Linked DNA regions of Mus musculus: region 1 is linked to region 2. Evidence: chromatin loops called from intact Hi-C (ENCODE). Cell type or tissue: gastrocnemius. All regions are shown on one strand. Each heading gives the region's core, and the rest is flanking DNA. Links, peaks and the distances in the headings are about the cores only. Region 1 overlaps Arhgap6 (Rho GTPase activating protein 6). Region 2 overlaps Arhgap6 (Rho GTPase activating protein 6).

Region 1 (2,803 bases), core at 56-2,555, 370 kb after region 2:
CTCATACAGTTTACATGATTTCATCAAAAATCCATTTCTTTTTTGTTCACTAATATGCTCCCTGTAATTGTCATTTCTTAGTCATGTGCCTTTGTTATTTACAACCTAAACATATTACTGAACTTGAAAACTTTGAGTTTAAAAACGCAATACCTATAAAAAAAAGATTATGAAGAGTACAGTATTCACAAAATGGCATCAACTAATCATGAATACGTAAATTCAGTTATATTGTGGAGCATATTGTTTGCTTGCTTGTTTGGTGGTTTCGCATGACCTGGAGCTCATTATGCAGCTCAGGCTGAACTTGACCATGGTCATCCTCCTGCCTCAGCCTCCCGATAGCTAGGACTCATGACCGATGGCACCATTCTCAACAGAAGCTGTGCTTTGGGAGTCACAGTGTATAACTTACTGGGGTCTATGATTACCAACCTTTCCTTCTCCCTCCCGACTATAGGCATGCTACAGAGTTCTGGCCAGTGGAGTGTCTTTTCCAAGCTATCTGAGAAATTTCTCCTGATTTGTTATTCAGACCATTGCAGTAAGGAAAGGGTGCCAGACCTCAAGAGTAGGAGTAAACTCTAACCTGAACACACACACACACACACACACACACACACACACACACGATTTTTACAATTAAATAGTTGAAGAACATTCTGAAGTGAAGGAAATTTCATGGAAATCATATGAAACTCAGATCTTAGCATTTGAAATTCAAGTTTTACTGACACACAACCACACTTATTCATTTACATATTGTCTACAGTTGTTTTTCACACTATATCAGCATAGATGAAATAGTTGGGATAGAGACTGGATAGGAAACAAATGCTGAAATGTTTTTAATCTAGCCATGAAAAAAAAAAAGTGAGATGGCCCTTGCCCTCACTCTTGGCTGTCAGTAAGCTGGGAGAAGCCTGGGCAGCTGGGTCACTAAAAAGAGCTTCTACCAAAGAGACTCACTTGTTGAGAACTTATGTAGAAACGGAAGCATTTTGCCTATGGTCATACCTCTCAGAGCATACCTGACCTAGAAAGATAAGTAGGGTCCGCCTTGGTTAATACTTGGAAGGGAGAGTATGTTATTCCTAGTCTCCTCCTCCCAGGTTTGAGTTACCCAACTAATACCAACAGTCTTATTATTATATGATGTCCATAGTAAAGGGGAAATGGTAAACTAAGTAAAGAAGATGTGAGGAAATATATATTTTTTAAAACATCATTTAGTGCTTTGCATTCACAGTTTTTAAGAAATCCCGTGTTTTAAAATACACTGGGCGAAATATCAGCTTTTAACCAACAGGTGGCGACAAAATGCTGGCTCATTAAACTAGAACCACCCAGACTCACTGTATGAAAATACCCAAGAGATATAAGTTAGAAGCCCTCCAAAGAATTGGCCATTTGTATATTTAAAGCTAAAATAACATAACTATTCTTGTCTAACCTCCAAATTAAATCTTCTTATTTCAATAAACATAATGTTGGTTTGATAATTATTTCAAGTTGGAGAAATGTGAGCTTTAACCTTTAACCTCTAAGCTCTCTCTCTCTCTCTCTCCAGCTCTTGTTCATTATTTAAACCATAGAAAATGTGTTCTACCCATATAATCATGTCCTGCTCTACTCAGACAAAATAAGATCCTAAAAATCTTGATAGACATATTGACAGATCAGCACTTCTGTCAAGGCCTCACACAACTTTTCTACTTAACAGTCACCTTAGAGTCATTCTGTGATTCTTGCCCTACTTTGAGTATATAAATCAGACATCCTTAACAAAAATGCACTAACTGTGGATCAGAGAGTGAGCAATGTATTCTGCAGTTACGAAAGAAATAGGAACGGTTTGGGTGACTTGAAAAGATTGGTGTGGTGTGGACAAAGAACTGAAGGATTGAAGTGATGAAAGCAGTGATGAAAACATAGCCTGGTTTGGAAGTAATGGACTCGGGAGGCATGAGGATGACAACCCCTGTCTCTGCGATGAGTAAAGCTTTTCACTGGCTCAGAAATCAGCTGTCATGTGTTTAAATATGTGATGCCCTCAAGCTAGACAGTCACAACTGCACTTCCTCGCTGTCTTTCTGAGCTCTCTTTTGAGCTGCGATTTCCACCAGGTGGCTATGGATCATGCAAAATAGCTCCAAGTTTTTGTCAGCATGAAAATCTTCTTCTTCATCTAGATGTCGAGCTTTCTTCATTGTGTATTCATGCACGGATTTTGCCCACATCCTTTTCAGGCCCTGCTTCAGCTGCTTTTCCTTTCCCTATGTACATTTTATCATCCCATAAGGTAATGGATCTTGGTGGGATACAGTGTAGTGAGTGAAGTGAGACAACCACGGGCATATAAAGTGAAAGGGACACAGTCAACAACCCTCCAATCTTTTCAGTACTCATAGAGCTAGTGAGTTCCAATGCCATTCTACTGCACGCATGTGCACACACACACACACACACACACAAGCACATGTGCACATGAGGAGAGCGGAAGCCCTGGTTAGAGGCTTTTGGAGCTGGGCAGGGTGACGCACTCCTTTAATCCCAGCACTTGGGAGGCAGAGGTAGGTGAATTTCTGAGTTTGAGACCAGCCTGGTCTACAGAGTGAGTTCCAGGACAGCCAGGGACACAGAGAAACCCTGTCTCGAAAAAACAAAACAAAACAAAACAAAACAAAACAAAACAAAACAAAATAAAATAAAACAAAACAAAACAAAACAAAGAGGCTTTTGGTTCATTAGAGAACAAACGCACAGGCCAGAAATCCTAAGGAGTTCTTGCCCATAGATATGG
Region 2 (2,803 bases), core at 195-2,694:
GGCATGGGCATCCAGCTGATTTCTCTGTTCAATTTAGATCTAGTCACATGGATATACCTTCCACTCATATCTATCATTTGATTCATTTAATTTAAAAGATTTAAATAACACAGTAAATATGGTGAGAGGGAGGTCCAGAATATCAGGAGGTTCAGAGGAGGAGAAAGAATTTTTCAGACCGTGGTCAAATTCAAGGGACTGGGATAAAGATGAGTGGCATAGAAAAGCCACCTGAGTGCTCAACCACTGTGAGTCTTGTAGGTCCATATACTTGTGGTCCATATACCTGTGGTCCATATACCTGTGGTCCATATACCTGTGGTCCATATACCTGTGGTCTGAGTGGGTCCATATACCTGTGGTCCATATACCTGTGGTCCATATACCTGTGGTCCATATACCTGTGGTCCATATACCTGTGGTCCATATACCTGTGGTCCATATACCTGTGGTCCATATACCTGTGGTCTGAGTGGGTCCATATACCTGTGGTCCATATACCTGTGGTCCATATACCTGTGGTCCATATACCTGTGGTCCATATACCTGTGGTCTGAGTGGGTCCATAAGGCAGAACTGAGTGAGGGCTTCAGACAAATTGTCCATATTCAGAGCCAATATCAGAAGTATTGAGCCTAGTGAGAGCCCAAAGATCACCCAACTAGTTCCCAAGTACGAAGCACTACAGTCCATACCTAGAGCCAGTCCGGCATGTTGAGGCCTATGGAACAGACACAATTTTCAACGACTGTTTTGAGTGACACCTGGCCAAGAGGCATGAACCCTGAGTTTCTGTTAGGCGTCAAATCACTTCCTTTTTTTTTTTAATTTTTTAAACTTTTTTTAAAATTATTTTTATTTATTTTTATTACATATTTTCCTCAATTACATTTCCAATGCTATCCCAAAAGTTCCCCATACCCTCCCCCCCACTTCCCTACCCACTCATTCCCATTTTTTTTTTTTTTTGGCCCTGGCGTTCCCCTGTACTGGGGCATATACAGTTTGCGTGTCCAATGGGCCTCTCTTTCCAGTGATGGCCGACTAGGCCATCTTTTGATACATATGCAGCTAGAGTCAACTAGTCAAATCACTTTCTAAGTGACAAAAAACCAGCCTTTCGTTGCAACAGATCATTGTGGATTTCTACATATTTAAGTAGCACTGACTTGAGGTCCCCAAGCCCCAAGCTACTGGCTATTTTAAAATCTAGCTCTCCAACTGTATGTGTATATTTATGGAATTGCAAACAGGTAATATAGTTGAATTTGGGAGTAGCGAATTATCTATGTAGAATGGGATGTGACTTCCTTCGTTAGATTTAAAGACGGACAACAAATCTTTGCTTAACATTTTATTCATTGTGGCACAAGATAGAATTTTAAGAAACACCACTGAAAAATTTCATTGCCAACATGAAAACTAAGAGCTGACAACAAATCTTTACTTAACATTTTACTCATCATGGCACAAGGTAGAATTTTAATAAACACCACTGAAAAATTTCACTGCCAACATGAAGATTAAGAGTAACACGTCATATATATCCCACTTAGTATATAATACACTGACCCTTCTGATTTGAAAAACAAAACAAAACAATGGAAAATACTGAAGCAAACTGCCACCTGCTGGTCAAAAGTGGTTTTGCAGTTGTAACACTTGAAATTGTTGAAGTACTGTTTACTGTAGTAACACATACGTTACAATACACACAATATTACTGAAGATACTCAAGACACATTTCCTCAGCCTTTGGTACAATGTAAGCGCAAAGATGTAGCTTTTTTGCTCCCCCCCCATAGGATTTACTTTACAAGGAATTGCTTGTAATTGAGCTAATATTGATAACTGGGCAGATGGGGGAAATGATCTATAATTTGAATGTGTATTTGGATTTTAAAGCTTTTTAAAATTGGATTTCAGTTGGTAGCTTTGAAAAATACATAAAAGTAATCCATTATAAATATATATTATTAGTGGCCTATATAAAATTAAATTTGACCTAGAGTGGAATAGAAACTCTCTTAAGTACTCTTGGGTCCCACCTGTCTCTGATTTGATTTTCTGAGTCCTTTCTAAACAGATTCTAAAAATATATTTCACAATGTATCAAATTTAATATTTCCTTAAAACATACTTGCTATGAAAAAGCATTCAGTGACTACAACTTTTGTGTCTCAATACTATATAAAAATATGGCTTCTCATTTTCTCTCTTGTTTGGTTAGTATTTCCTTAGGCATTGAAGGGAGGGGCTGCCCCCAGTTAAAAGGTGATGGCAAAAAGCACAGATACCCGCTTGTGCATATTCCAGAGCATATAGAATCTGGTTGCTTAATATATCTCAGTGTGTAATATAAGTGCAGTGATTTTTAATTGTTCTGTCTTCTCTGTGAATATATCATATTGATATACATAATTTGTTACAGAATATACAATAGTCAAAATTGAAGACACAAATACAATTAAGCTATAACGAAGCAAGAGTTTCTTACATAGAGCCAATGTGGGTTGTTTTGAGCTTGGGAATTGTCATGTTTGTTGGTTTATTTGTTTTTTTCCTAAGGCTGGCTATGCAATAGAATCTTACCATAAATGGCAGGGGTAGAAGTGAATCAATAAGTGGACTTTCTTTTGTGTTGCTTTTTCAAAGTGTGGAAAAACAAAAAAGAAAAACAAGTAAGTGTCCAATTGTCCATAGGCAAGGTTTCCGGGTCTGGACCGGAAGATGTGTTTTGGAAGGGTGGGCTCCAGCTGCTGGCGGGCTTATACTAGGGTTTCCGGGAGGGCGTCGGGGTTAT

Evidence for each region. Peaks named below come from ENCODE experiments on the same cell type or tissue, not always from the same donor. Only the 100,000 strongest peaks of a DNase experiment are listed, where the experiment ranks them.
Region 1: a loop joins it to region 2, with 8 times the contacts of the local background. A loop is called at or near these places in 23 of 42 quality-filtered maps.

Annotation. Positions count from the first base shown.
Region 1 is chrX:168,934,162-168,936,964 of GRCm38, reverse strand. All of the region lies in intron 1 of Arhgap6 (Rho GTPase activating protein 6), which reads right to left. Among named protein-coding and RNA genes, the nearest start is that of Arhgap6, 140 kb to the right of the region's middle. In gastrocnemius, for the core only: a CTCF peak has its summit at 1,307 (motif pointing right); a DNase peak (open chromatin) is centred at 1,311.
Region 2 is chrX:169,302,977-169,305,779 of GRCm38, reverse strand. Arhgap6 (Rho GTPase activating protein 6) reads right to left here. Exons shown (of 13, transcript NM_009707.4): 13 at 1,340-2,803. The coding sequence ends at 2,769. Among named protein-coding and RNA genes, the nearest start is that of Hccs, 16 kb to the left of the region's middle. In gastrocnemius, for the core only: a CTCF peak has its summit at 1,634 (motif pointing left); a DNase peak (open chromatin) is centred at 1,637; H3K27ac peaks cover 304 bases.